Linked DNA regions of Homo sapiens: region 1 is linked to region 2. The links are chromatin loops, found by intact Hi-C in ENCODE. Cell type or tissue: gastrocnemius medialis. All regions are shown on one strand.

The links. A loop is a pair of places that touch in the nucleus more often than their neighbours do. Peaks named below come from ENCODE experiments on the same cell type or tissue, not always from the same donor. Only the 100,000 strongest peaks of a DNase experiment are listed, where the experiment ranks them.
Region 1: it touches region 2 in a loop (4-fold over the local background); 2 of 110 quality-filtered maps call a loop at or near these places.

The regions. Positions count from the first base shown.
Region 1 is chr5:109,909,954-109,914,953 of GRCh38, reverse strand. It overlaps LOC105379119 (a long non-coding RNA gene), which reads right to left. Exons shown (of 3, transcript XR_948667.3): 2 at 3,431-3,505; 3 at 2,683-3,157. Among named protein-coding and RNA genes, the nearest start is that of LINC01848, 29 kb to the right of the region's middle. In gastrocnemius medialis, no CTCF peak of the experiment used is centred here; no DNase peak of the experiment used is centred here.
Region 2 is chr5:110,084,661-110,089,660 of GRCh38, reverse strand. No RefSeq gene overlaps it. Among named protein-coding and RNA genes, the nearest start is that of LINC01848, 200 kb to the right of the region's middle. In gastrocnemius medialis, no CTCF peak of the experiment used is centred here; DNase peaks (open chromatin) are centred at 1,640, 2,520 and 2,834; H3K27ac peaks cover 508 bases; H3K27me3 peaks cover 629 bases.

The sequences.
Region 1 (5,000 bases), 170 kb after region 2:
AAGTCTGCAAGCATATCTGGTGTAAGAGCAGAAGAAGGGCTGGACTTGTGAGGTGGAGAATGGAGGAGATCCACAAGAAAAGAAGAAAGATGGTTTCTGCCAGGCTGTTCTAGGAAAAGAGAAATAGAGTGAACCCTGTTGCTTCCCTCATCTTCTAAACGCTGCATTTCTTTATTAATCATTTTGCTCTGTATTCACCATGCATTTCACTGTGGCCAGAAATGTTATTTAAGCTTATAATTTGTACTTTGGTTATTGTTGACACTTAAATGAATATTGAATAGTGATGACAATTGTGTGTATAGAAGCACCATCCAGCGGACTGATGAAGGGAAAACCTACATGCCACACCAAAAATGCCTTATGAGGCCCAGTTTTCAGGATTCAGCTTCACATACTCCCTGGCTTTTCAATATTACACAGTAAAACTGCAAATCAGAAAGCATGAACAATGTGCTTTCCAAATTTATTGGTTTTGATAGGCACTGAAAAATATCTTTAGGATTTCGATATAAGGTGGGGTAAGCTGGCTGCTTCTGAGGTCAAAAGAATGTAACCCCATTAACAACAAGAGGAAGAGAACAAGAATGCTTTGCTCAGTAGAGTGTTCCATAAAGGGTTTGTCAAAATTTCTCCTGGAGAGAGAGCAATTTGCACACTATTTCCCTTGGTTTTATTTTGTGTTGTCTCAAAGGTCCACTGTGAAGAAGATTCTAAACAGAATTAACCTTGGAGAGAAAAGTAGCAACTTTGGTATCCATTGTTTTTTACATCATATATACCATTTCCTTTCTCTGACCTTCAGCGTTAGTTAGAAGGCAAGAGCAGAAGACAGAATTGTACTTTGAAAGCTCAAGAGGCTTTTGTTGTTCACGTTCAAGAGTGAAGTCTAGATCTCCCTGCTGAAAGAGCTCCCTGCCTGTGCTAGATTAAAACAATCAGGATGCTTTTCTCTGTAGAATGAACATTTTTGCCATTCAGTGAGATTCCATTTTCCTTCAAAAGGTCTGCCTGGCAAGGTTAGCACCACATGTGTGAACTCATATTCTCACATGGTGGTCAAAACCATGCTTGTTAATTAGATGCCATCATGGTTTGGGTGAATGGTTACAATCACTTTCCATTTGTCTCGTTAGCAACTTCACTCTTGGAGTCAGGCTTCCAGCTGCCCGGGGAGGACAATCTAGAAAGAGTTAAAAAGACCCTACTACCCTTGTCCATAGATATATGCAGCAACCAGGAGCTACTGGCCAGAAATGTGGCCATTTTCAATGTGTTTGTTGTCATTATTTTGCAGAGTACCATAACCCCTTCAAGGAGTTCTGTATTTTGTATCAGCAAACATATATTAAGAGTCTTCCATGCACAGGCATTGTGGGAGATAGAGGAATACAATAGCCTATACTATACAGAGTTTTCTTGGAAGGTGGTTATGTGTCAGTAACAATAATCCAGGGGAAAAAGTATAAGCGTCTTAAGAGTGTTTCAGATAAAATGCTATGAGAATTCAAAAGGGGAAGTTATTGATTACTTCTGGCATTTGAGCTGTGCTTTAAAGGGTAAGTATAATTTGGACCTATCTGGAAAGCATTTCAGAGGCATTGTCATTTGAAAGCTTTCTATTTTTACAGTAAATATTCTAAAATAAATAGGTGGGCTTTTTTTGTTTGTTTGTTTTTCAGATGAATTTTCACTGTGGCAAGAGTGGCCTGGAGCGAGCAAGTATTTCAAAGAAGACACCAGACAGTGGGAAAGCACAAGCTGGACCCATGAACTTTCTGGATTCACATTTTCACTTACAATAGGCAAAACTTTGACAACCTCAGATATAAGTGATAGAAACAGAAGTTTTTCAGTAACTTTTTTGGGAGGTATGTGACCAGTGGAGATACGTTCAAACTCCTGTCCCAAAGCAGAAGGGGGCCCACAGTACTATCTCTGGCTGGGCATTAGAGCCTTATGGAGGGGTTGCTCTGCAGGCTAGAAGTATAGGTACAGAAGGTAGCACCTGGGCCTAGAGACTGGATATGTGAGCAGGCTAGCCTGCTAGAGTTGTCAATCTAAAGACAACATGGTGAGGCCATAGTGAATCTAGAGCATGAGATCAAGTCCAGCAGTTCCCTGAGGTACTAAGGCTGACCACAGGACTCATAATATTGTGCACAATGGACAAGGCCTGCAGAGAGCCAGGAGTCATGACAGTTGCACTTTCAGTCATGCAATGTAATGATGGACCCTTCAGCAAGCCTGCAAATAAGACAGGAGACTCTCCAGGAAATGGGTGCCCACCTGGGTCAGGCACACTGGTCCGGCTATGGAGATTCTGAAATTTGCATGTGCCACCACAGGATGAAGCTGTTGCCCTGCAACTCAGTGGGGTTGTGCCAACAGGAAAGGCTCACTTGGTAGCATCATGGAAGCAGGTTGTTCAAAGAAGCATTTGTTAGAAGGTGAAGGGGAAATGCCTAAATTCTCCTCTGAGGCCTAAAATCAGAGCAGGGAGAAGTGCTGCTGGCATTGCCGAAGGAATTTTAACCAGTGGGGGACAACAAGAGAGACTGAAAAGTGCAGCCAGGTCCATCCTGTGCCTGGAACAACCTGTAGGTCACAGAATCTACACTTTCTTAGTGACACAGTGTAATACAGTTAGTCCATCATGTTATCTAAGAACTCTTGTGGGGATGGGTACTGAATCTTACTTAGTTTATTGGTGTGAGTACTTTTGAAGTGAACAGACTAGTATTAAACTGCTTTGCTACCCCATTCAGAGAAATGCACAGGATTCTGAGTAGAAGCTTTAGCCAACAGAAGCATGACACCTCTGAATGTAACCGAGCCTTTTTTCCTTTCATTCTTTTTTGCTGGCATTTTTAACCCATGAATCATGAAAAAAATTTCCCCCTAAAGATCACTGTTTCATTAAATAGATAACCATCTTCCAGCCAACTCTGAGATCTGTCTGCCCATGGCCACAATGTCCAGATGCTAGGTTCCATCACTGTAATCTGGAGACACAGGCATCCATGCAATTCTTCCCCTGGTTCATAATGATATTTTGAAATACAATCTGCTATTTAAAACAGCTGTTGTTGATTTACTTGGGACACATGCTGATTTTACGTCAAACAGAATGTCATGTGAACTTCTCCAAGGAGTCCTAGGGAAAAAAAGAAGAGCACAGAAGATAAGAACAGCATTTATAAATGTTTGCCTACGTTGGAATCCCCAATATAAAATTTTTTGACACTCTGAGAAATAACATACCTATGTAACTGACTTAATATTTCTTATTCCATCCTCCAATCTCCTATGCTGATATGAGCAAGGAGAAAAAAGAAAAAAATCCCCTACTGACAGTGAAATGCTTGTTACACTGATGAAACCTTTGATAAATACTAAAAATATATATATTTTAAGGGACGTACCTTACCTCTTCAAGTCTTCTACTTCTGTTCCATCTTCTTTTCCCCTCAACCTCAACTAATTTCCATCATCATTATTTTCCCTGAAATTAATGCAAATTTATCTGATTTTAAAAAGATTTCTTGTGTAAAAAGCACTTCGAAGGCATAAAATGGGAATGGGGGCTTCCTTTTTCGCTTCCTATCTCCAGTAGCTAGCACAGAGCCTGGCATGTATGGGCATTTAACAAATTCCTAAATAATTAAGTTGAATAAAGAGTGCGGTTAGTACCCCAGAAAGGAGGAGCTGAGGACTCCCTAAGCAGAAATTAGCCTCTCCTTTAACATTATCCCCTCTCTCCTGCAGGTTGATGTTTATCTCCACGGTCCAGCTCTGTGATCACCTCCCTCATCTTGCCAGTCACCATCAGTAGGCCCCCCACCTTCCAGCACTGGGCCTCTCTGCTCTGCCTTGAGGTGTTATATCAGTCTGTGCCCCTGACTCTCAGTTCTGCTTTCTTCAATGTACTGGAGCCAACTCTCACCCTGGCTGGCTCTTTCACCAGCTCACCTCCATTCTCACCCTAATTGCTTCCATCCGCAGTCCCTACACTGACACATCCGTGTTTCAGGAAAGTGAATTACAAAAGAACCCAGGTTGGTTTTCGTTTGTTTGTTTTGTTTGTTTGTTTGTTTGCTTTTTTCAATTTTGCCCCAAAAGCCCATTCCAAAGCACATCCAAGTGGTCAGTTTCCCTTGTGGTGTATCCTTGTGATGTATTGGCATATCTAGGACTCCTTAGGGAGAAAAAAACCGCAGGAGTTATAAAGAATCAGCAACTACACAAACATGGCTACTGAACAACACTGTGAGAACAAACAGTAGTGCACTGGAGTTAGCCAACACAGCAGGCATTTTCTGATTCCATAAGGAAGACCTGATGTCCTTATGCATCAAAAGTTAAACATGACAAAGAGATTTTCAAAGAAATTTAGATGGTATGGTGAATTAATAAGATTTTTTAAAGTCACTATGAAGCATCTACTATATGCTAGTCTTATTTCAGATGCTGAGGATACAACAGTAAACTTCGCTTTCAGGGAACTTACCTTTACTTGGAAAGACTGAGAAAACAAAAAACAAAAGCAAGTTAAAAACAAAAAATAAATGATGTAACTTTAGACACTAATAGATGCTCTAAAGGAAAATTAATCAAGTTGAGAGATTGTGGCGACACAGCCGGGACTCAAGGACCATTTTAGGTCAGATGCTCAGGGAAGGACTCTGGATAAAATCCTTCAAAATCTGGAAGAGAAACTTCAGGCAGAGGAAACAGGAATTGCAAAGAGCCTGAGAAGAAAATAAGCCTGGCATGTTTAAGGAACCCAAGAAAGCTCAGATGACCAGAACAGAATGTGTAATGGGGACAAAAATAGAAAATAAAATTAAATCTGATGTGAGATTTATTGGCCAGTGTAAAGAATTTGAGTTGGAGGATTTTGAATGAGAAGTGAAAGAATCTCTTTGAGATTTTAAAAGATCTTTGAAGGTGATGTGTGGACACTGGATTTTGGGCAGTCTAGAGTGAAAGCAAAATCC
Region 2 (5,000 bases):
AATCACACACACATAAACATGCCTACATGCACAAAAATGAAATTATCTAAAGGGCATACTGAGATACTCAAAGGTGGAATTATTGACTCTACCAAATCTCAGAAAATTATTCAAAGTCATTCAAGAGATGCTACTGTGTCACTACCTTCTGCAAACAGCAACCTTCTTAGAAGGTAGTGGGAAAATTCAATGAGACTTTGATGACTTTGGGTTGATGACTTAGGAAAAGAATAGCAGCAGAGATACTTGCCAACTTTATTCTATTTATCTCCAGTGAGAACTAATAGTGCTATTCATTTTGAGTGACCCTAAATAGTTCTTTGCACTTGGATAATGCTTGTGCAGCCATTAAATTGACTGTTTGGGAACAAATGGGCAAACAAATGCCAGCAACGGGCCTCACCTTTGTCAGATCCTATCAGTTTCAGCTGGCACTGCCTTTCTATCACTGGCCTTCAAGAGAACATGTGACCCAACAGGCAGATAACTAATTTGAGAGTCACAGCAGTTAACTGCACTTTTTCAGCATCTTGTTCAAACTTGCCCACAGAAGCATGCCATGGGTAATGTGATGAGTTTTCAAATCAAAAAGACTTAAATTGGAAGCCCAGGTGGATATCTCATGGACTGAGTAACTTTAGATAAGTTGTACAACCTTCTGAATGTGTTTCCTCATCTGGAATATTTTCTACCACAAAAACCTGTTTTTACAAGTTTGTGTTCATGTATGTAAATTACCTACTAGAGGGCCTGGCAAGCCATAGTTGGTAGCAGTTCATTTCCTATAAAGTACTGTCAGCATTTCCATTCACCCTATGATGCTATGTTAGATAAATGCCAAATCTAGAAACACTTTCATCTAACAGAACAAAGCCATGAAAAGGTGAATGTCCTTAACAATGAACAATGACTGCTCATTAGTCAAAAATTGTGTTCATACAGCTTTTGAAAACTCATGATTTTTGCATGCACTAAAGCTATCTGTCTTTAAAACAGCAGATAAAATACTGAGCAAATGTTAAATTTAGACTTCACAAACAAGAGGACTTTCTGCATATCTGCTTTGTTTACCTTATATTCACACACATCTAAAAATTTCAAACAAGGTAGATTGCAATTAAGACAGAGTTTTTCTTAGTATCAGTTTTTATATCTTTAAAATGGGGATAGTGCAAATCTAATATGTTAGTCATGACACTTAATAATGTCAATAAAAGTGCTAAGTAAAATTTAGGATATTTTATGAGTTGTGAGCTCTTTGTACTACCAAGTCAAAAACAATTATTCTTTGTAATAGCAGTACCCAACTCAGAAATGTGGTAACTGTCTTTCTAAATTACATTGATTGTTTATACTGCAAAATTTAAAACACATGATATTTTAAGTAGCACAAAGAAATTACATCTATAAATATCCCTAAAATGGTAAAATGTAGCAAAATACTTTCTCATACTACAGAGAATATCCTAGTTTATAAAAAGTCGAAGTAAGGTTGTACAATGAACAAAAATAGCCAGATTTGTTTTATGTTTTTTTAAAGTTAACCAGCAGCTGACGGCGAATCAAATTCTTTTGTTTTGCAGCATTTAAGTGTGCAATGTGTTGAGCAATCACTTGTACAAAGCCCCAGATGCCCGATGAAATGTGCTAACAAGATTCTGTCTGCTCTGCAGAAGTTAGAAACTCTTGCACAACTGTTTGTTTTATTCCCTCGGCTCTAAAGTTTGTCAACTTTTGGTTCCCAGGTATAATCTACGTCTAAAATCTGCCAGTTTTACCATAATTAAACACATTCCCGTATCTATTCAAAGTACCAGGAGCAATAATTATAAAAGATTTATTCCTAATATAAAAATTATATAAAAATTATAATTATAATAATTATAAAAGATTTATTCATTTCATTGCAAATGTAATGAAAGATATGGGTCTTCTCTATATATACAGACACACACATATGCACAATCTTACCTGATACTTCAGGATTTGGCCATCCACATAATATAATTTAAGCATCCTTGATACAGAAGAAGCAGGTGTGTGTGGTTGTGAATTCGGAAAGGGCAAATAGTGAGTTCTATTTGTATAATATTCATCTTCTATATCCTATGACTAGCACAGTGGTCTGACAAGAGTAGATTTTCTGTAAATGTTGAATCAATAAAAGAATAATTGAAAACTAAAGTATAAAGAATAAGTGGAAGACAACTGAGAAGCCCTGATTGTCTATTACATAGAGAAATAACCAAATCCTCCCTTAAAAAACACTCACACAATATAAAATAGGTAATCTGTGAAGCTCTACTGATACTCTGTTAGCACTGCCGGCTTACTCCAGGGGCCAGGAGGAATTAACATAGTTTCACATAGTGACTGATTTACAGCAAAGAAAGAAATTGTGCCTGGAATCTATGAGTCTTTAGAGAGCACAGCTTTTACGTGGTTGCGCTGAGTGATGTGTCAATCCTTGACTCATTCACAAGTAACATTCTCATTTACTAGGCAATGACATCACAGCTGTTTTCTGCAAACCACAGAGGACTGAATGTGCCTCCCTGCCCACTTTGGCTGTCTGACAGCCTGTAGAATGTGTGCAGAGAAAGGCATTCACTAACTTACCATCCTCTCTTTTGGGCAGCAACATTATCTGAGACAATATTTTAACCACGTAGATTGTGACACCTACCTAATTGTTTGTGTCTGTTAATAGAAACCAGCCCAGAAATCTGTGTCAGTATTACCTATTCCCCTGACACCATTGGTATTCCAAGGAAACCCCAAATCTCCAGAGAAGATGTAGACATGCTCTTGTTCACAAATTTCTACTGTGCACAGCTGTGAACGTGAGGCAAACATACAAGACACTGACGTCTCTGGAAAGTAGAAGAGAAAGTAAAGTTTCTCCAGAGACTGGCCACCATGCAAGCTTCTTTTATTCTTTACCTTTCCCCTCATTTCTAATACAAAAGAGTATCATATATTTTAACTTACCCAATTCCTTTGGCTATCAGAAATCACAAGCAACAGCAACAGATGCAAATAAGAAGGTAATTTGTCATGATTATCTAAATTGTACGTATCAATCTGGTGCGAGAGTAGCCATAGTCCTTTCATACCTCCACAAATGATATGGGAAGGGTGTACAAAATTTGAGCAGATATAAACCATGTGTTGAAAATTTTTGTAATCAAACATTAACACCATGAATTACCTCTCTCTCTTCACTGATTCTTCATATATATACATATATATATATGTATATATATATTTGGAAATAGAAATACTTATATATATAAGTATATATATATATAAGTATATATATTTATATATATATATACTTATATATATATATATATATATAAAATATACATTTGGAAATACTCAGTCATTTAGTTTTCTCCAGGGGTTAATATCTACCCACCTGATGATTAAAATCCAATAGGACTGGAAATGTTTAGCTCTTCCTGCCTCTGTGTCCTCTAGTCTCCATCACCACTCTCACTTGCCTAACTTCAAAATGGCCCCAGGCTAAAAAAATGAAGAAGTCAAAGGATTAGACCATTTCTTTAGCAAGCACCATTTTCCCTTTCATTGAAGATGAAATTTAACAGGTGAAAGTGAAAACTGAGAAGAATGAGAAATTCCTTTATTTAGAACTCTGTAGAAACTTAACAGTACTAGGCAGCTGCTTTGAGGAGACATAGCAAGCTTATTTATTGTAAGTAAGAGGCAGCACAGAGAGGGTTGGGTAAAAACAACAAAACCTGTGTGCTCTTCCAGCCTCTTAGATTATTATGGTTTTAATATAATAATATGCTCTTTCCTTCGTTATGTTCGCACACACATTCTTGTGTGGAATAAATGATGTCACTAAATTAAATTTCATCTGGTAGCCCAGTTCACAGGGTCCAAAGGGTTAATTTTGTTCTCTTTCTTTCAAAAACAGGAAGGTCTGATTAAGAGTTCAATAACTAAATGATCTGAACTGTATTAGATATCACATCATTACTCCAACAATGACAGTTTTGAAGTTTCCTAGGCTTAGATATCACCAACAGCAGGCAGGGACATGGTGAAAATTAGCTTGGATTAGATTTTGGCTAAAAGCACATGTCTTCAGGGGACTCTTTCAGGTTTGTCAGCCTTTGGTCACTAGTGTCCCTGACATAGTACATGGGCTATATAACCTTGGCCAGGCCTTCAGTCTGTCTATGAAGGTAGAAGGGGATTCTGTCAATAAATCTCACCATACAAATACCTGAAGATGCCCCAACAGATCGCTGAAGAGCAAGTTCTGAATTTTAAAGATGTGCTTCCTTACTCTATAATTACAGAGCTGATGGTTAAGTCACAGAATGCTCCTGGGGAGCAACGAGGAACTTAAATAAGAAGATACGCTTCTTGTTACAAAACAATGTTGACTGCAGCTGTGTAATATAAACTTTCAAGACAAAAAGACATTTTATGAAAGCACAGACTCCTGGCTTCACATTCAGCATGTCCAGAGAAACAAATTTAAAAGCTACTAGACCATCCAAAGTAGAGAAAGCAAATCATTCAGAAAAGACCTATCTGACTTTTCACACAGCTAGTGATAAACATGTATTTTTAAATGAATCTATTTTGCTGGATGTATACCAGGTGCCAGATGCCATACTAAGCATTAAGCATATAGAAATAAAAAGCAAAGTCCAGCCCTTAAGAAATTCAGTGTATACTTAGAAAACGAATAAATGAAAAATTACAACATAACATTTATCAAATTTGCCCAAAATTCTGAAAAGTCATCTCCAGTAACTGACCATGTAAATTTTACTATATCCATAAAGAGAGGATCCATAAAGGGAGGATGTATTGACCTGAATTATTTATGGAAAAGCTGTGATAATGAGGATAAATGAATTCACCAGCCTTCTGATACCACAGAAGTCAAAGAATAGAATATATCCTAAGAAAAATATTAGTTTCTAAACATATTCCTGGTGCTATTTTAAAATTTT